2 separate regions of the Mus musculus genome follow, and region 2 is linked to region 1. Evidence: chromatin loops called from intact Hi-C (ENCODE). Cell type or tissue: left cerebral cortex. All regions are shown on one strand. Links, peaks and the distances in the headings refer to the core of each region. The heading gives the core; the rest is flanking DNA.

Region 1 (10,594 bases), core at 1,387-9,386:
GAGAAAATAGGCTGTGGCTCCTAAGGCCAGGACAGCCCTCTCAAGTGAGCAGGTTTACGGTCATGGGCAAGGATTCCTAACACAAAAGCTCCCATTCAGATTTTGATCTTCAAAGCTGTCATATAACCCAGAACTTAAAAGGGAGGGTAGCTATTCTGTGTCCCACAAGAGAGCACCATCCAGGTCAAGGTCAATGAAGAAGGGCCCATGTAAGAATAGGCCCTCCAGGTTTCAAGAAGGCACCACTGAGAGTTCCCAGTCCCTAAGGCAAGTAAGAGTGGGAGAATCAGGTCCCTGGGGACCCTGTCACAGGGAATATAAGGTATTAATATATGAAGAGAGGGATGGATACTTAAATGAATGAGTAGGTGATGAAACAAATGAATACAAGGAAAGAAGGAAGGAAGGAAGGAAAGGAGGGAGGGAGGGAGGGAGGGAGGGAGGGAGGGAGGGAGGAAGGAAGGAAGGAAGGAAGGAAGGAAGGAAGGAAGGAAGGAAGGAAGGAAGGAAGGCAGGCTTAAAAGAAAATGGCCCCCATTGGCCTATAGGAAGTGACACACTATTAGGAGGTGTGGCCTTGGGGTAGGTGTGGCTTTGTTGGAGGAGGTTCTTTCTATAGGAAGGGTTTTCGGGTCTCAGAAGCTCAAACCAAGTTCACTTCCTGCTGCCTGCCAACTTGGATGTAGGACTCTCAGCTCCTTCTCTAGCACCATCTGTCTGCATGCCACCATGCTTCCTGCCATGACGACAATGGACTGCACCCCTGAAACTGTAAGCCAGTCCCAATGAAACATTTTCCCTTATCAGAGATGCCATGGTCATGGTGTCTCTTCAAAGCAATGGAACTCTAAGACAGAGGGTTGATCAGAAACCCCAAATCCAAAGAAAAATATTGATTAGAAATACAATGTAGTGTTGGTATACTAAGGGAAAGGGTGGTCAGCAGCCAACCTGATGATTTGAATGGAGCAATTTGCTTGCTGAAGGCAGCCATTCTGATTGAAGAAAACAGTCAAGCTGCAGGTCCCTTGGGAAGAAATGGGTTAGTCTCAGGACTTGTGTTCCCTCAGCCATCAGCTGCTCTTCCCTCCCTCCCTCCCTCCCTCCCTCCCTCCCTCCCTCCCTCCCTTCCTCTCTTCCTTCATTTCTTCTATCTACCCATCTATCTACTTACTCACCTACTCATTCATTTGGGTATCATATTAAAACTCAGAAAGCATCGGTGTCTCTGTGCCAGCCCTCTGCTACCTGCATTGAGAACACACTCAAAATATGATCTTCAATCCCACAGCAGTGCTCCAGAAAACCCCAATACGTACACTAAAGCCCATGTGCGTATGCATGTACGTCTATATTTTAATGCCATTAGGTCGCATCCACTAAACCCTCACCTGTGGCGATCTTTGTGAGGCATTTACCTATAAACAAACACTAAGCTCAGTCTAATACCCACACAGGAATTGCCCAACAATGTAATAATGCTCTCCAAATCCCTAGTCAAATTTCATGTAAATGAAGCAAACCAGGTGAGGCCAGATCCTCTGTCACATCCGCCCTGCCAGAACGCTCTGGTTGGATGTCCTGCTCTGGTCGGATGGAAAGTACATTATTGACATTCCACCCCGCCACACCCCATCGCTGTTTTCCCCTTACCTCCACCAGGTCAGATTATTTGCTTTAGTTACAGGGTAATGCGGGAGGAATGTGATATACTGGCTAGTTACTAAAAGCCTGTTGTTGAAATAAAATTCAGATTAATCAAAATATGCTAAGAGGAGATTTGTTTGGTATTGCTGAAATGAGCCGAGGATTTTCCAGAAATCCCCTTTCACGTTAGCACTCGTGCAGACTCACCTTTAAAAATAAAAACAAATGGGCTGAGAGTGTGGCCCGGTTTCAGGAGTGCTTGCTTAGCATAGGCAATGCCCCAGGTTTGATTCTACCACTGCCTTAAGCTGGGAGCAGTAATGCATACCTGTAATCCTAGCACTTGGGAAGTGGGGACCAGAGGACCAGAAGGTCAAGAGAACCCTTAGCTTTATAGTAAGTTTGAGACCTGCTTGGGACACATGAGACTATCTCTACAAAAAAAATGCATATAATAAAAATAAAAGCACTTTGCCTATTAATAAGCACAAAGGACTCTTCATCTGCCACCTGGCACCACTCCTAGCCCATAGGTTGTGAGGCAAAAGGGAATGGCTACATGCAAGAACACTAGCTCACTCTTCCATTCCTCTCACGAGCTATGTGATCTTGGGGGGATTATCAGTGGGAAGACACAAGAGATACATTTCCCGTGCCTGGCTCAGGGGGATCACAGTCCCCCTTCACACCCGACCACCCTCACTTCTAAAAATTGGCTTTAATTTTCCTCTTGTGTCCCACGCAGTGCCAACTCTTCAAGTCCCTAGAGTCATAGGGTGGATACTAGAAAGTGTAATGTCCTCAGAGCCCACCCCTTCCCCTGTTGGAAATTGTATTTCTAAATAAATTCTGTTAACAATGAAAGGGTAAACTTTTGAAGTCCAAGAAATGTCACATTTATATATTTTCATCAATCAACTCCAAGCAATGGTTTTAACCTCCAATTTTCAGTGTCTACAGGGGCCCCCTGACTACAGGGCCATGCTGAGAACTCAGGGGGTCTCAAGGCCCAAGCAGCTGATATCTCCCATGCAGAGCTTTGAGTGGAGGAATTTGACAATCACTGAAGCCAAGAGCCCTGATTCCCTGGGATTCTGGCTCCCTGGGAGTTCTACACAAATATGTCTAAGTTTTGTTAATCAGCATCCAACCGAACCTCTGATGCACCACCACCCTACAAGGGTAGGATTTCCTCGGGGCTGGTTTCTGTTGATGTTGTCACTGTGGCCAAAAAAAAAAATCAGGCCCCTTGAGGTCATTGTATAGCAAGGAGGAGGCACACAAAGGGTTACTGTAATAAGTGGACCCCCAATTTCTACCAGCATTACAGGCTTAAGATTACCCCTGCCTCTGCCAGGCGGTGGTGGCGCACACCTTTAATCCCAGCCCTTGGGAGGCAGAGGCAGGCGGATTTCTGAGTTCAAGGCCAGCCTGGTCTACAGAGTGAGTTCCAGGACAGACAGGACTACACAGAGAAACCCTGTCTCAAGAAAACCAACAACAACCCCCCCCCCCAAAAAAAAAAAAAGATTACCCCTGACTCTCAGCTTCCACCAGACACCCTACAGCCGTTCTCTCTTTCCTCCCCTGGGAGTTCATAGCCCATAGCATCTTGAAGAGAGAAACAGAAACAGAGTAGTCCTTCTGATGAGTGAGAATCTCAAACTGGTTTGACATTTTATTTTCCTGGTGGCTGAGGATATTGAACACCTTTTAAGCATTTGTAGTTCTTCTGTTGAGAACTCCAGTCAAATTTTGTAGCCCACTTTGGACTGAGCATTCTGTTTTCTTGGTGTTTAGTTTAGTGTGTATTCTGGTTACTAACCATGTATCAGATTGATAACTGAGCAAAGGCTTCTCCCCCAGTCTGTGGGCTGCCTCTTTACTTGACTGTCCACACCCTTTGCTGTACAAAGGCCTTTTAATTCCACTCTCTTTGGGCTACTCCTTGATTCCATAGCAATGGGGGTCCTATTCAGAAAGTCCTGCTTTATGCCTAGATCTTAATTGCGTACTTCCTAGTAATTCTCCAGTAGTTTCAGATTTTCAGGTCTTAACTCTTACCCGTCCTTTAACAAGCATTGCTCTCAGTACATGGCTCAGAACTTAACTTTGAACTGACTATCTATGAAACCTTACCATGAATTTAAGAATGACACGAATTCCCTGTGCCCAACCTAGGTCCAGATACACCAGAAGAATGTCTGTTTGCCCCCCAAAGGTGGGATTTCAGCAGAGGTTCTTCTTAATGTCTCCATCCCGTCCTCACAGAAACTGCAGAAAATCACACACACACACACACACACACACACACACACACACACACACACACACCAGACTTACTGCTTAGCAAGCGTGGAAGACACAACTCTAGTGTCAACCCCACACTCCAACATGCATATATATATTCAAGATTTGGTGGCCTGAGCATGAAATGGGACAACACAGAGCATACATAGGCATTAAGGTACCTAAAGAGGTCCATTCTCTCCTTGTCTACTAGAATCAGGACACAAGTTCATAGACATGAATAAACTTGAAACCATATCCAAGTGTGCTACCTCTTCGAGCCTCAGAATGGCTCTGAGAAATAGGGCTGACAGTTTCCTTTGAGGTGAGCATTCCCAACAGGCTAAATAGTCACCTTGCTCAAAGTCAACCAGAAAGAATGTGAGAACCCACACAGGAAGCGGTTTGCCCAGCTCCTGGGTACAGTGGCTCCTTTACAGTAATGGTGCCTCTGGGCAGAAACATCCTAAGTGGAAAAAGTACTCATAACTAATGTATTCCTTGACTCCTACCCAAATCAAGAAAGAAAGCAGTGTTATCATGTCAGTGGAACAAAAGGTCAAATTGATGCTTTGCCCAAAGTCACATAAACCCTGCCTGGGTGAATTCTTAAACGGGTGATCCGTTCCTACCCTAACCCGATGTCTGTCTTTCTATGAGGCTTGTACCTTCTCTGTTGTCGTTTACCTGCCCCAAACATCATCCCACAGAAATGTTGCTTAGCACTGAATACATATCTGCTATGTGCTGGGCACAGCTTCTTTCCAACATAAAAGTGGGTGAGACACGTCTGTAATGGGGCCCAGGCACTAGAGAGGAAAGCAAGCTTCTTAACGAATGCCATGCTGAACGCAGCTCACGCTGGATACAGGAGGGCGCCGGGGCTTTGGAAAGATTCACTCTACCTGCCTAGGAGGGGGTGCTGGGAATCCTGTGTGGCTTCCACAAGGGATACTGAAGCTGTCCATAGAGTTTACAGTACACAGATGTAAATTTCTGCACCAGGCAAAAGCTCAGAGGACAACAACACTCTCGCCTTCTGCAGTTTTTCCAGTGAAAATTACAAATGTACCAGCGGCGAACGAGAAGGCTCAGCCACGCCACTGACTTTCTCTGTCCTTCACACCTTAATTGAATTTGTCCTGAGTCATCTCTACAACCCTTGGTGATTTTTGGAACCACAACAGGTAACAGTCCTCGGCAACCAAGTTGTTTATCTAAAGCTATCCCGGAATCTGTGCCACGGCTGCCAAGGAATCCTGCGCAAGGAAGATGAAAAAAAGCCAAATTTAGTAGCAGATGACAGGCCTGAGGTCCGAGCGCTTCTGAGAAGCTTGAGAAACACCCCCTCTCCTGTTTATTCAAAATCTAAATCTCCTTGACCTATAAGAAGCTGCTGCAGTGCATGCGCAACGTGGACTGGCTGTTTCCTGTGGCTTTAAGGAGTGTAGACCTGACTGCCTTGCAGCAGCCCTGGGGAACGCCAAGCTGCTCGGGGTTGTGTAAATGACTGGGATCATCATTTTCCTGAATCAGGCTCCCACAAAAACAACACAGTGATGAAAGAGAGCAACTGGACACGTTGGCATGGTATCCAGCCCTGGGGATTCTTACACAGGTGGCCTGCCACGTAAGGACCCAAACCAGACAGACAGAAGGTCTGGGACCACGACCACAGAAACGCTTTTCTGACGTGTTTTCTTTTTTTTTTTTTCTTTCCATTTTTTATTAGGTATTTAGCGCATTTACATTTCCAATGCTATACCAAAAGTCCCCCATACCCACCCACCCCCACTCCCCTACCCGCCCACTCCCCCTTTTTGGCCCTGGCGTTCCCCTGTTCTGGGGCATATAAAGTTTGACGTGTTTTCTTAACAGGACACCACAGTCCAAGAGACAGGGGGAGGTGACACAAGGAGAATGACAGGATTTTTTTCCCTCACTCAGGAAGACCGACCAGAAAGCCGCCCCTAGTCTGTGACCTCCAAAGATGTAGAAGAGTATTTCAGGTAGCGAGGCTAGTAAGCTTGCCATCCACCTATGGGCTAGCATCCACTGAAGAATGCTCTGTATTCTGAGGTTTTAAAAATCACGTGCTCAGAGATATCCCCTGCCAGCCTTCACTCCTGACCTCTAGAAGGGACCACTGCCCTGTTCTCACCGTCTTACTGGCCTTCCAAAAGCATTGCCCACGCAGACCAGACCAGTTATCTAATTTCCTTCTGCTCAGCCCCCAGGAGCTATTTTGGGCTTGGTCTGTGTGTGTCCTCCACTTTCCTGCCAGGACTGACTCAGCCCCTCTCCTCTCCTGGGACTCTTTTCTTTAAAAAAAAAAAAAAAAAAAAAAAACAAAAAAACCTTTGAAAGATGCTGCATGCTTCCTCTAGGGCAGCACGTGGTGCCTGACTCAACTTGGCGTGCTGCCAGGAAGTTTCAAGTACCACCCTGCAGGCCAGCAGAAGGGGTAGGGAGGGAAGGCAGCGCCACAGCATCAGCATCTATAGTTCAAGCCCCTCTCTTGCTTACCTACCTACCGCAGCTCTGTTGTGAGACCTGTGAGGGTCTACATGCAGCAGGCCGAGTGTCTACATGCAGCAGGCCGAGTGTCTAAGCCTTGGCTTTCCCTTTTCTCCACCCATAATGCACCTGCCTTTGTCTAATTCCTGCTGGTCTCATCTTGATCCCCAGCACAGCCTAAACACTCTTCTCTGGTTCTCCAACCCACCCAACAGAACTGACCCTCCTTACTTGTCTGTCTCCCATCTCATCTCCTCCTGCTACACTGTCTCTATATGGCTAACTCAACCCTGTGCTTTGAGGGCTCCCGCATCCCATATGCTTTTTATATATAGAATTTGATTTGATTGTGTTATCCAAGTAAAGTGTTAAGAGGGCAAGATAAAAGAAGAGGAGGGGGGTTGAAGAAGAGGGACTTAAAAGCCTTTGGTTAGTGGAAATTGAGAAGCCCCTCCAAATTACCATGCCTGACTTTGTGAATTAGCATCAGGCTGATGATGAATCAGCTCGAAACAATGGCTGCATCTCTAACCTCTGCTGCCTAGAAAAAGCCGCCCAAGGCCAGCAGCTCCCTGGGCCAAGTAGGTAAAATCAGTGTGAGGATGGGAGCCAGATATTAAACAGCAGGGAGTGATGGTGTCATGGAAACACAGTGTAGACAGCCTCGCCCAGCAAAACACTCAAATTCAAATTTAAACACACTCAGAGCCAGCGTAAAGCTCGGGTCAGAGTCAAACAGCTAGATCTGCCAACACGGTGCTCTGCATTGTCAGTAGAAAGGCTCCGGTTCCCCTTTTCTACATTTGACATGTTAAATGGAGTGCAGTTATAGAGCATAGATAGATAGAGCATCATTCTGACTACGTTGAGCTACAATCCATCATGTTTCTGTGGATGAAGATATCACAGTCTCCAGTTCTAAATGTGAGGAATGCCACAGAGGTGTATTTTTGGTGAACAAAGAGGCTATGGGATCAACATCTGAGGCTTGGAACCTCACTGGGGAGGCAAGAGAAAACTCCCAGCACAAGCAGATTGTTATCTTACCATATCTCAAAGTCACAATTATCCCACCTCTCTCAACACTTCAGCCCAGCCAAAATGCCTACAGGTGATGCGTCCCCCGCCCCCACCTCTTAGACCACGGTCTGAACACATCACCTTTACCAGGCTTTCTCTGTCAGCCTTGTCTCTTCTTTTTCTACTCCATCCCAAATGCTACCTGAGGACTGTGTGCTTCCCAGGGCAGTGCTTGCCCACCCTAGATTGCAACTGTGATATGTATTGGCACCAGAGTGGCAAAAGCAGGACCGAATCTGATTCATCAAAAGCTGCCTGGTTCGACACACATGCTCATTTGTTGGCATTGCATAAATAAACAAAGGAAAGGAAGGAAGGAAGGAAGGAAGGAAGGAAGGAAGGAAGGAAGGAAGGAGGGAAGGAGGGAAGGAGGGAAGGAGGGAAGGAGGGAAGGAAGGAAGAGAAGAAGCAGCAGCAAGATTTCAGGTAAACTGCTGGCCAGGCCTCCTCAGGTCACATCACACATAGTCTTCTCAAAGGGCAGAGACAAACTTTCAGTCAGAAATTCTCAAGCCTGAGTGTTTTATGCACATTTAATCTGCACAATAACCTCCATAATGTAAATTCTGCCATATTTGTTTTCTCTCTCTCTCTCTCTCTCTCTCTCTCTCCTCTCCTCCCCTCCCCTCCCCTCTCCTCTCCTTTCCCTGTGTGTCTCTCTCTTGCTCTCTCTCCCTGCCTTCCTCCCACTTTCCTTCCCTCCCTCTATTCCTTCCTTGCTGTCTTCTTCCCTTTCTTTCTTTTTTGAGCCAGGGTCTATGTGTGCCAGGCTAGCCTCTAACTCGCTGTGTAGCCAGTGATGACTTGGAACTCCCAATACTCCTGCCTTCACCTCCCAAGTGGGATTACAGACATGCACTGCCACACCCAGTTTCTGCAGTGCTAATGATTGAACCCAGGGCTTCCTGCATACTAGGCAAGCATCTTCCGAAACACACACACACACACACACACACACACACACACACACACACACACACACCAGGATCCAAGACATGGAATCAGTTTCCTGACAATCCACAGCTAGTAAGTAGCTGAATCCTCAGCTCCAACCAGTGTCCCTAGACTGTAATACCTCTTTCTACCACCCAAAGATAGGCAATGGTTGGGACCTCCCAACCATTAGTGAGTGGTCACCCCCTGGATCAGACTCTGGCTTATAGCCATTCAGATTAGAAGTTGGCCTTCCTCTTTCAGTGGAAGCTTGTGTTCACCAGACTAAAGTCTGTGATCACCAAAGTTTCTTCACATTCACCTGCCATCTCAGATGAATATCCCTGGTCACCTGTTGTCATCAGCACATTATACTATCATTGAAAAACAACCCCAAGCTACATCTTAAATCCATTTGGAGTTGCTTGGTAATATAAGTACAAGGAGGAGGGAGAGAGAGACTGAGAAAGCCAAGTCATGCACAACCAACTCCTAAAATACCCTATCTTGTAAAAGTGTAATCATGACACACATTAGTAGAGAGAACAAGTCGGAGAAACTTCTCTGGCACTTGTACTGTACAAAATTATTGATTGATCTTATTCTCAAAGTCACGTAGCATTAAGTGACAAGGAGTTTATCACAGTGTGAGTCAACCATTCCCTATCCAGTTTCTATTTTAGCATTGCAGCCTAAAATGACGCAAAATAACCACGCCATTCCGAAATTAATCTCAAATCAAATTTTCATCCAGGAAAGGAGGGGTAATTATAAGCTCACACCCTAAACATCTACCAGTCTTCACGACATCAGCTCAAGTTTTATGAAACCCTGAGATTGCCGCATGGCAAGGGCCCAGGCTACTCACACTAGCTAAAGCATGCACTGAGCCCTTTCCACCAAAACACATGAAGAAAGCGACCAGACCTTTCCAGACCCCAGGAGCTGCCCAGTAATACAGGAGAATAAACACAGGCTTCCATGTGGTTGAACCTGCAGGCAGTGCTTAGAGAATACAGTTCCAGGCATGGCTCTGTTGCTTAAAACTCTACTGAGCTAGAGAAGAGTGTTATGTCTACTATCAGAGAGCAGACTTGTAAAGAGACAGGCAACACCCAGGACCAACCCCAGGGGCCAAGAAATGTACAAGAAGCACATGAACTATAGCCATCAGATTCCCTATCAACTGCCCATTGATAGAAACAAAAGAAAACCCTTTGAATGAGGGAAATAGCCATATATAGGGGGTAAGCCACAATCCCAGAAAGAGCCTGTCTTCAAATGAAACATTAATCTTTCTGGTTTTGCCTTTCAAAGACCCCTCCCCACGCCCCACTCCCAAATGCTCCATTAGTTTTCTCCCTCTCTTTTTCTCTCCTGTGACCTCACGGTCCTTTTGAAGTTCAGGGACACCAGGTTGCTGCCTGTTCTGTGGCTGCTATTAAAGTGACACGGAGCTAAGTGACAGAAGCTAGCTGTGGTTGGTCACAGACTACATGACTGGCTCTCTATGCTGCACTGTCATTCTTGTCCCATTGGATACTCCATGTGTTTGGGGTGCTTGTTTGTTTGTCTTTACATTTTGTTTCTGGAGGCTTCTCTTAGAATTTCATCACACTCGACAACTGCGTCACATTCAGTCCATGTTAAAAAAACAAAAAACAAAAAAAGAAAAAAAAACATCAAATCAGTCTTACGTCTAGAAACAGTCTTCATCTCTGCCTAAGTGTTCTTTTTCTTTAGCATTTTTCCTACTTATTCATAGAATTCCCATCCCCGCACTTACATTTCCCAATAAAGCCGCTTCCCTGAGGGCAGACCTAGCTCAGAAGAGCAGAAGGCACTGGCTTCCTCAGTGTGGTTTCCTCCTTCCTTCTGAGCAAAGCATGAAGAGAATGCCCCCTACTATTCATCAAGAATGTAGTTGGGCCCCTGGGGTTAAACACATTATCCTCCTATGGAGTCCCTCTGAAAATATTTTGAGTCATGTGTGTGTCATGAATGTTTGTATAAACATACACGTGTGTACATGTATGTATGTATACGGATGCATGTATAGGCCAAAGGCTGACACTGGGTCTTTCCCTCAATTGCCCTCTGTCGCTTTTAAAGAGTCTTTCACTGAACC
Region 2 (10,594 bases), core at 1,095-9,094, 72 kb before region 1:
AGATTTTAAGCGAGCTGCTGTATGTTTTGAAGACCTTCTATTTATCAGGAGCTGAGCTGGGTTCTGGGAATATAGAGCTTAAAGCACTCATTTATGAAGCACATGAATTAAAGGGAGGACTGAAGTAGCGGTTCCAAGGCATCGTGGCAGGTGGCTTAGAGGAAAGCCTGGGTTGCTATGGAGACATGGTTTAGGATGTCCACCTCTGCATCCTCGATAGCCTCACCCCTAGGCTTTCTCCTTCTCTAGCCTGATTTATCTATCGCAGGATATACCTGCCCCTTCATCTGCATCTTTTAGGCAGCACCTCCCCATTTATGCAATAATAGAATGTTTTACACTTATCTCTCCTTCTTGTCCATTTTTCTGTAGGGCCGTGGGTGTGTGGGGAAGAGGAGAGTGGGAGAGAGCCCGAGTTCGGTGCTCTGGGCAGGCAGACACGGGAGGACTGCCGGATGCTTTCCACGCGGTCCGGGGTGGGCATCTGGCTGTGTTAGGCCACTGACCACACATGGCGGGTGGTGGACAAGGAGCAGCCCAGGTACCAGGTTCTCAGTCTCCGGCATCCCACGCTGGATATGGCGAAGAAGCTTAAGAACAGACTAGGGACCCCGGGGTGGCACTCGGCCCTGGAGATATGGGGAAGAGATGGCAGGTGGAGAGGAGGCGCTGGATGGTTCTCACCCAGGTGAGAGTCCTTAGTCCGGTCCGCGGCTGCAGCATAGGAAGGCCTTCCATTGGGAGGATAGACACTGCTCGTTAGGAGAAAGCCCATCCCATCATTTAAGCACGGAGGGCCTTGATGATCAGAGACAGTCTATGGTTTTAGAGCTTTATTGTAGAAAGGCAGGGAGAAAGAGAGAATGTAGAAAGAGAGAGAGAGGTCAGCCATGGCCACGTGGAGAGAGGGGGAAGAGAGAGAGAGAGAGAGACAGAGAGAGAGAGAGAGAGAGAGAGGAGGGCTAAAGAGTAAGAAAGGTAAAAGCTTAGAGAGTGAGGAGGGGCCAAACAGCCCCTCTTTGCTATCTTGCTGTTGCTAGGTAACTGTGGGGAGAAGTCTAGCCAGAATGACAGAAGCTTGGGCCATTGTCTACGTGATTGTTAGCCACAAGCCTCCCTTGTGGGGGCTGTGGGGAGGGGGATGGTAACTTTGACAGGAGCCAGGGATCCAGGAGACATGATTGAACGAACGCTTTCCTTCTGTCCTGGTGGAAATTCCCACCCACCAGATTCCACTGGGGTTCAAGACTTCACCTCTGACTGGAGACCAAGCTGTCTGTGCATAGCCCATTGCCCCACACATTTCCTTGTACATTTTCTCCTCATCTGCTGAAGTGTAAGGGGCAGGCAGAGAGGCCAGGGAGATGGTTCCATTGATGAACTGTCTGCTACGTGAATGTGAGGACCTGAGCTTGCACACACAGCATCCATGGAAGACACTGGGTGTGGTGGTGTATGCTTGTATTCCCAGCCCTGGAGAGTGGAGACAGGAAGAGACCTAAATTTGCTGGTCAGCCACTCTAGACACTCAGTGAGTTTAAAGTCAGTAAGAGACCCTGTCTCAATACATAAGGTGAAAATAGCACAGGGAAGACAGTCAGCATTGACCTCTGGACACATATATGCATGCACACACTCAGAGGAACACACACACACACACACACACACACACACACACACACACACTCCCTAAGACTGTATTCTCCAGGAGATGATACTCTAAAAGCAAAGACAGGGCAGGGTGGAGTCGTCACAGCCTCATCTCTATGCAATTTTGTGGTTGGTGTGTGATCTAAAGAAGGAACTGTTCTGTTGCTTACAACTTGATTTATTAGTAAGTAGATTCTCATCTGACCACCTCTGTGGGACCCTAAGAGAACAGACGGCTGACATCGGTGCTGTGACCCACAGCTGAACAGTTAAACTGGCCACAGAACTTGAGGGGATGCAGCCTAGGAATTCTCAGATATAGGAGCACGGCCCAGGTGACTAAAAAAGGACTAAAGCCCTGTGGGTGGGGGACAGAGCTGAGGAAACAGAGCCTGGTCTTGTGCTGTCCGTCTCATTTGTGTCTAAAGCTGAGCATGCCTGGGGAATGTTCACATATGGCTGGGAAAAGGCTTGCCATGCAGACATGAGGGCTGGAGTTTGGATGCCCAGTGCCCACACTTAGTCGTGGCTCTATAAGGATTTGTTAGTTGGCAGGCTACATAAAGTATACTCCCAGGAAAAACAGAGCAGTTGCTGAATCCCCCAGCTTCCTTCCATCCTGCCAGACACATCGTCCATCCAGTAAGTGGCTTTAAAGGAACCTTAGTGATGTGTTTAACCACATCTTGTGTACTCTCCCACCCAGGCCCAACTTTTGCGTTTGTCGCTCTTGGACATGAATAGCCACCATCCAACGGGTCTCTTATGAAACCAACATCTATGCTTCAGTTTTTCTTTCCTCTCAAGGCCAGCATGGTCTTCGTGGGCTCCCAATCTCCTTTCACATAACCCTTCTGCAGCCGCTTCTCTCTACTTCGGTCACTTGTCCTTTGGGGGTCACTAATCCCCTGGGATGAGGGAATCCCTGCCCATCTCACGGTTCTAGTACTAGGAGCAGAGCAAGCTGTGAATTCTCTCCTTGCTGGGTGCTGTCTGATTTTCTGCGACTAGCGAAGACAGGCAAGTCTCCCTTGGATTTCATTTTTTCATGCCAGCATTTTTGCAGGTGTAAAAGCTGATGGAGACAGGGGAAATCTGAGGAAGTGGAACATGCCACAAATAGACTCGGCATGCCTCGAGAAAAGAAATGCAGAGATTTAGTAATGGTCCCAGATCTAAAGGGCAGCGCTCTTACCTAATACGCCTATGCTTTGAGCTAAGCAAACAGGTTTGCCATCTCCTTAGCAACCAGAATACAAACATGTCTTACCTGAATTATCCAGTCTCTTTGCCAAAGCCACTCACTGTGAGTGGGGGAGGAGACAGGTGTTTGGTGAAAGAGTCCACATAAAGCACATATCATTCTGTTGGATGGGGCGTTCACCTCCCAACCTCATTAACACCTCACTTGTTTCATTTGCCAGCCATGGCCTAACTTCTGGTAAAAGGTTAATATAAACTCACCCTTCTGTCAGTCAATGACATTTAGGAGACCGATTTAAAAAAAAAAAAAATTCTGCAAGTTTTTTTTCTGGAAAGTTCTATTTATAATGACACCATTAAATGGCCAAAGACAGTAATTATAAATTGCCTCCTCTGCATGTGCAGGTAAGACCTTCATAGTCAACACTGTGGCCCTCTCCCACCATCCCCCAAGGGACTTCACATTCCTGCTTGTTCTGTGACAATACAAGCCATGCAAGGTACAAGGTATTTGATTCAAATCATGTCCAAGGAGCTGCTTGCTCTGCTGAACTGTGGAAGTGAGGCTAGAGAGATGGTTCAGTAGTTGAGAGCACTGACTGTTCTTCCAGAGACTGGGGGGGGGGGGGGGAGAGGAAGAAGAGAAGAAGAAGAAGAAGAAGAAGAAGAAGAAGAAGAAGGAGGAGGAGGAGGAGGAGGAGAAGGAGGAAGGGGAAGAAGAAGGGGAAGAAACAGGTCTCTAACACATAAGAGTCTGAGAGACTCTAGAGAGACTTCTCTAGAGAGAAGCAGCAAATGAAGTAATCCAATCCTGAGACCATGACAGCCTCTCAGAGCTCCATCTAGAATGTTCTTTGTCTATGACTCTCATCGTCTTTGTCTCCCAAGGCTGGCTGAGTAGCGTCTCAGTGTGGCCTGCAAGGCTGCTTTTTTGAGCAAGCCAGTCATCACAGTGAATACTCACTTCCACACTCAGCCTGCCCCTTCTTAGAAGAGCCTTCCTGGGGGGCAGAAGGATGAGACGGACGCCAAATTGGGGCACAGGAGTAAATATCAGGGTAGGAACCCCAGTTCTTCAAAACAAATGGGAAGCAAACATGGGAGAAAGCGGTGGGCCACCTCCTGCCCCCTCCCTGAGCTGGGTCTTTTCAGGATGTTTGAAAACTCTGGGACACAGAAGTTACTTGTGAATGGTTGAGTGTACCACACCCGTGAGGATCTGGCTAGGAATGCTAGGACCTCTGTCATGTGTGTAGAAACCTATGTAGTATTGCAAGCCACGGAAGCTACATGTTAGCCTAACCACAGAACAACTGCCAAACACAGGTCTGGGAGGAGAGGCTGCTATCTTCCACGAGTTGAGATGAGGCTTTAGCCCTCGGAACTCATTGGGTAGAGCTTGTAAAAAAACAAACAAATAAACAAACAAAAACAAAACAAAAAACTGAGGGGCTGAGGCAGTGAGGAAGAGGCGTAATGGAAGAAAGAGGACCACCTAGCTCAATTGCCAAAGCTCTCCTGGTGGCAAGATCTTGGTGTGGGAGGGAAGCTGGGCCATGAAGGACCCAGAGATGCATCACAGGCAGCCTCCTCATAGGATTCCGCCAGATGGTGTCAAGCTGCCAAATCCAGAGATAGAGACTGGCCGGGTGGCTGCCTCTGCCCTGCCAGACCTGGCGTGGCGTGGCAAGTGGGATGATTCGTTGACAGACACACACTTCACACTTGGAAGTGGGAGGGGAAGGTTTATGGGAAATGATTGCGAAATAACCTCTCTCCCGAACTGAGGTCCTGTGCAACTCCCAGACTGTTGTACCTACTGCTATTAATTTACATAGCACGTATTGTACGCCTACTCAGCTGGAGTAAATAACATCCAGTGATGGGAGGCGACAGTAGCTGCCTGGCAGGAAGCTCCCGGATTCAGTTTGTGTCAAATACTTTACACGGGGTATGGCTTGTGTTGTCACAGAACAAACAAGAGTATGAAGTCCTTTGGGAAGGGGAAGGTCACATAGGTACCAGCACAGGTCTCACCCTCACATGCAAAGGAGGCTATTTATAGTTAACCCTCTTTGTCCATTTAGGTGTCTCTCTATAAATAGAACTTTCCAGAAAACCTTCCTAGCAATTTTCTTTTTATCAGTCTCCTAAATGGTGTTGACAGAAAGAGGTGAGGTTGCACTAACTCTTCAACAGGAAGTCAAGGCATCGCTAGTAAATGAGACAAGTCAAATACTGGTCTCAGCTCAGTGCGCCTACCATGGTGGGCGGTGTTGTTTCTAGTCCCATTGTACAGAGGAAAAATGTGAGGTATAGTTTCTCTGGTCTCCCAGGAATACAAGAGCCAAGACATCACACGTTTTAGCTGTGTGGAGTCACTCTACGTGTTTCTTGCGTTTAGTTTTAAACCAGTGTTGTACGAGGCAATTGAAAGAGGCCAGCAGGGACCAAAAAAAAAAAAAAAAAAAAAAAAAACCTCTAAAGAAGATTCTAGTCTGAGGGAGAGAGAAAGCAGTGCCCTCTTCACCACATATGGGCATCTGGAAAATATCAGACTGTTAGGTTCTCCTGGTGACTATGGCGTCAAATGAGGAATTATCAGCCCCCTTCCCCTGTGCTAAAAACTATTAAACTGGCCATCAAACATAGAGACATGCATTCGCACAGAAGCGTTGAAAACAGGCATTGAACCTGACCGGCACTTCAGGGTGGACACACCTTGGCCCAGGTGGTCCCTCGAGCAGCCTGTGTATGAGAGACTTGAGCTGGAGCAGTTATCATGCTCAGAGTCCCACCAGGATGGAGTCTGCTGAGAAGGGAGACACAGGATTCCTGAGGGTTGGCGGTGGGCTTCGCCCCACAGCCGCCTTATGCTTTGTTCATAGAGGAGAGTGAATCCTGTGTGATATTCCCAGCCTTCCTGCATTCTCCACACTTCATCTTTTAAAAAAGAAAAGAAAAATGATCTCGTGGACAACACGATGATGCTAGGTACCCCTCTGCAGATGCTGGTGCCCGACTGAGAACCTTCCGTGCCAGCTATCCACCCTGCCATGCTGTCTCTTGGTTTACAGGATTCTGGAGGATTCCATAGAACAGCCTCTGTGTTCCAGGTCAGCCCTGTTTAGTTACGTCAGCCTAGTGTGCTTTGCCTACAATTGTTATTTTGCTCTTAAGAAATAAAATAACTGCCAGGCAGTGGTGGTGCATGCCTTTAATCCCAGCACTCAGGAGGCAGAGGCAGGCAGATTTCTGAGTTCGAGGCCAGCCTGGTCTACAGAGTGAGTTCCAGGACAGCCAGGGCTATACAGAGAAACCCTGTCTAGAAAAGAAAGAAAAAGATAGAAAGGAAGGAAGGAAGGGAGGGAGGGAGGGAGGGAGGGAGGGAGGAAGGAAGGAAGGAAGGAAGGAAGGAAGGAAGGAAGGAAGGAAGGAAGAAAATAACCCATAATGTAAGAAACATTGTGAGCCAGGCCCGGTGAGGCAAATGTGCAATCCCAGCTTCTTCAGAGGTAGAAGCAAGGACAGCCACAAACTGGAGACCTGCTCTGGCTGCAGCATGAGCTCAAGCCTGTTCTGAATAGTCAGTGAGACCCTGTCTCAGAAAGTCACAAAGAGGCCTGAGGATCTGCCATTGGTGGAACAATTGCTTAGCATGTGTGAGGTTCAATTCCTAGGGTGAAAGAAAGGAGGAGGTAGAGGAGAATAGGAGCCCTCCATTTGTTTGATTTACTATCATGTAAAGTGTGGAGTTCATGGCTGGAATGGGGCAATGCTTAATAAACATGAGTTTTCTTCATTGCCCTCCATCTCAATCACTTCTCATGAAAGACGCCTTGAGAAAGTTAAGATATTTATCCTATTGATGAACAAACACGTTTTGAGGGTGTGTTGTTTGTAAGATGCTAAACTGAGGATAGGAACACAACCACACTCCTATTAGCATCACTACATCGATATTTGCATTTTTTTTTTTTTTAGTTTAAGTCTGAATTATAAGTAGCTTTTACTCCTTCGTCAACTGAGTTGTCTGTTCTTTTCTCAATGATTATATCATAGCTTCTCCTTTGTAGTACATATTAAATAGACTTTTCCCAAGGTTAGGAGTTTATTATTTGTGTAGCCCAGGCTGATCTAGAACTAGCAATCCTCCAGCCTCAAACCACCCAAGTGCCAAGATTATACATATATGCTACCAGGTCCACCTTTTCATTTTAATTAAAAATAGATAAATAAAACAGGGCCAGCAAGATGGCTCGACAGGTGAAGGCATTGGCCACCAAGTGTGGGGGTCTGCTCTGATTTCCATCCCCGGTGTCCCCATGGTGGAAGGACAGAAAACGACTCCTCCAAGTTGTCCTCCAACAGCCACAAGCTCAGGGTGACACAGGAGCACACCTCCAAACCCCGCCCACCCAGTCCACCCCCACAGAAGCGACCTGTTTTAAAGCTGCATTCAGGCTATCTTGATTAAACTTTAAAGAGCCACCCTTTGTATTTACATGCACTTGTAAGAAATAACCCTTTCCCCAGTTTCCTCTGATGACAACATCCTGTGAAACTGTGTCACAGCCAAGCTACTGGTGGGATCCCTGGTTGTTGCTCTAGCCACACCTTCTCAACTCCTCTCTCCCCAAAATTGGTGACCACGGAAACCACCAATCCGGCTTCAATTCCTGTACATTTGTCATTTCAAGACAATGTTGTGGAGATGAAACTGCATGGTATGTAATTTGGGGTTTGGTTTTTTTTCCCCCACTCTGTGTAGTCCTGGAGACTAATGGAGGTTGAATCTTTAGTTTTGTCTGTTTACTACGGAGCTCAGTTTTGTGTCCTGAGTGCAGCTTCCTTTGCTTATCAGTTCACCCATGGATGTTGCCATGAGATTCTTGTTTATTTTGCTACACGGAGAGGTGATGTCTCAGCGTGCCTGATTCTCATTTCTCTAGTGGCTGCTGATGTGGACACCTTCATAATTGTTCGTTGTCCTTTGTACATTCTTCTGGGGGCAATGTCCTCCTGTCTCTTTTGTCTGTTTTTGGTTTTGGTTTTGTTTTTTGTTTTGTTTTGTTTTGTTTTGTTTTTGACACAACATTTAAGTTCTATGCAGTTCAGTTTTGAGGCTTTAGATATCAGTCATTTTTCAGATGTGAGTTTTGTAAATAGTTTCTCCCATTATGTAACTTGTCCTCTAAGGGTGAAGTTCTTCATTTTGCAATTAGTAACGATGGAGGGCTCTACATAGGTATTGAGGGCATCTGATGTGGCAGCCCCGTGGATCAGCTGTTCAAGGTGACAATTGATTTCCTCCTTAGTGAGGAACCCAACAGAGACAGAGACAGCATGGGTGCAAAATAAAAGCCATGCTGTCTTCTTTTTCATTTCTTTTTATCTTAAAACTCTCTCTCTCTCTCTCTCTCTCTCTCTCTCTCTGTGTGTGTGTGTGTGTGTGTGTGTGTGTGTGTGTGTGTGTGTGTGTTGTGGCTTTGTGTGTATAAATGCAGTACCCACAGAGACAAGAGAGAGCACTGGATCCCTAAAGCTGGAGCTACAGGGAGCTGTTAGCACCCAACACGGATGCTAGGAACCAAAGCCAGGTCCTCTGGAAGAACAGTAAGCATTGTTACAGCAGAGTGCCCCTCCAGCCCCCACAGAGCCATGCATGACCTAAAGCTCAGAGGCGACATATCATTTCATTGTAGTCTTACAGAGACTACAAAGGCCACAGACAGGCTCTGACATCAGATGGGAGGGGACAGCACAGCATGCGCATGCCAAGAGCGAAGCCCTCCTGGCCTGGGCTAACAGTCACTGACTTCAGATCTAAACAACAACAACAACAATTTATAATATATAATATATATAATATATATAAAATGTTAAAACCTATCAAAACCATATAATTGACATGTGTAGATATCTTTATAAGTTTTCAAAAAATTTTGTCTTTTTGCTTGTTCTCATTTTGTTTGGTTTGTAAGCATTTTTCTAAGCATTCATAAAGCACCCATCTTTTAAAATGTTTATTTTCTTAGCGTATGTTTGTGTTCTAGGATCCAACTCAGGTGGTCAGGTTTGGCAGCAAGCTCCTTTACCCTCTGAGCCATCTCGCTGGCCCTATTTTCTTTCCTTTCTGTTCTAAGGGGTAAAGAATAACCTATAGCCCTTACACTTTCTTATACCACTGGTAATTTCTTGAGTTTGGAAGCTTTAATTCTTTTTAAGGTGTTTTTATTGGCTCTGCGCCTAAAGTTAACTTGTATATTTAGAATGGTATCCAGTATTTTAGGCAGTATTGGCTTTTTTCTCTGCTACATATGATTAAGAAATTAGTTATTCAAGTTTCTCCCACTGTCATCTCCATCTCAGTGTGGCCGTTATTTTTACATCTTCACATTTTTCTTTTCCTTTCCTTGAGGCTCAGTCCAGGGTAGCAATCCTGATGTCCCTGATCCCAAGAGGCCATTAAGGAGTCGACCTGAAAGTAAATCTTCACACAGGACCCTTGTGTGGTCTTTGTTGGCTTGTCTGAGTTGATCCAGCTGTGCGGAACATAGCTGTCTTAGTTAGGGTTTTATTGCTGTGAACAGACACCATGACCAAGACAACTCTTATAAGGACAACATTTTATTGGGGCTGGCTTACAGGTTCAGAGGTTCAGTCCATTATCATCAAAGTGGAAATATGGCAACATCCAGGCAGGCATGGTGGAGGAGGAACTAAGAGTTCTACATCTTCATCTGAAGGCTGCTAGCAGAATACTGACTTCTAGGCAGCTAGGATGAGGGTCTTAAAACCCCCACCCACAGTGACACACCTACTCCAACAGGGCCACACCTTCTAATAGATCCACTCCCTAAGCCAGTGTATATAAACCATAACAATAGCTAACTCCTCTTTCACAAGATGGCAGTGGGGACCATCCTGCTGAGTTTTCCCTTTAATCTCCATAGACACTGGCATGGCAGGAAGAGGCTTGTCACATACAACACAGGGCACAGATTTAAACGTAATTTCATATGCCAGTGAATTTTGTAATATATAAAAATCTCAGGTACACACAACCAAGTGACTCATTACTCATTCGAGATGGGGAAGGTAACTGAGCATCCTGTGTCTGTCCTTGCTACATTGGACTCCTAGACAAGTGGGAGCTGAGCACACCCTTACCAGCAGGAACAGAAGCTTCCATAGGCCCTGCAAGGAAGCCCTGACAAAAATCAACCCATCAGGAAGTCCCATGGAACCCAGCCGTGCCAAGGGCATCCCCTGGGAAGATGTCTCATTTAAGAGGAAATTTCCCAGAGCTGACCTGGATTGCCATATGTGTAGCCCCCAAAGTTCCCCATGCACAACCAACTGCAACCAACTCTACAATCCTCTCCTTATATATACACAGTGTGCCTTCAGTGCGCTTGTACGTGCAGCTGTCTCCAACTGATCCAGGTTTCCATTTACTAAGTGCCTGTAACTTGACTGAGAACCCTGTGTCCCCAGTCCTTATCTTCAACAGCCACCCCCCTGGGGGAAATGTCATTTACTATTGTTGTAAAATAACAATGACCCAGATAAAGAAACTAAACTTCAAGAACTCCCCATTGACCAAGAAACTCACCAAAGACAGTTGCCAAGACCCTATCACTAATGACAGTTAAGAAGGTCCTTTCTAAACATGGACTGTTCCCAGAAGACCTTTGGAGGGGCCCCTGCCTTGCACTCTCTTCATCCAAGACTTCTT

The links. A loop is a pair of places that touch in the nucleus more often than their neighbours do. Peaks named below come from ENCODE experiments on the same cell type or tissue, not always from the same donor. Only the 100,000 strongest peaks of a DNase experiment are listed, where the experiment ranks them.
Region 2: it touches region 1 in a loop (2.4-fold over the local background); 2 of 42 quality-filtered maps call a loop at or near these places.

What each region holds. Positions count from the first base shown.
Region 1 is chr14:76,654,074-76,664,667 of GRCm38, reverse strand. All of the region lies in intron 2 of 1700105F02Rik (a long non-coding RNA gene), which reads left to right. Among named protein-coding and RNA genes, the nearest start is that of 1700108F19Rik, 18 kb to the left of the region's middle. In left cerebral cortex, for the core only: a CTCF peak has its summit at 6,320; DNase peaks (open chromatin) are centred at 6,305, 7,083, 9,053, 9,202 and 1 more place; H3K27ac peaks cover 1,300 bases.
Region 2 is chr14:76,725,779-76,736,372 of GRCm38, reverse strand. No RefSeq gene overlaps it. Among named protein-coding and RNA genes, the nearest start is that of 4930431P22Rik, 29 kb to the left of the region's middle. In left cerebral cortex, for the core only: no CTCF peak of the experiment used is centred there; DNase peaks (open chromatin) are centred at 2,697, 3,850, 4,524, 5,080 and 1 more place; H3K27ac peaks cover 285 bases.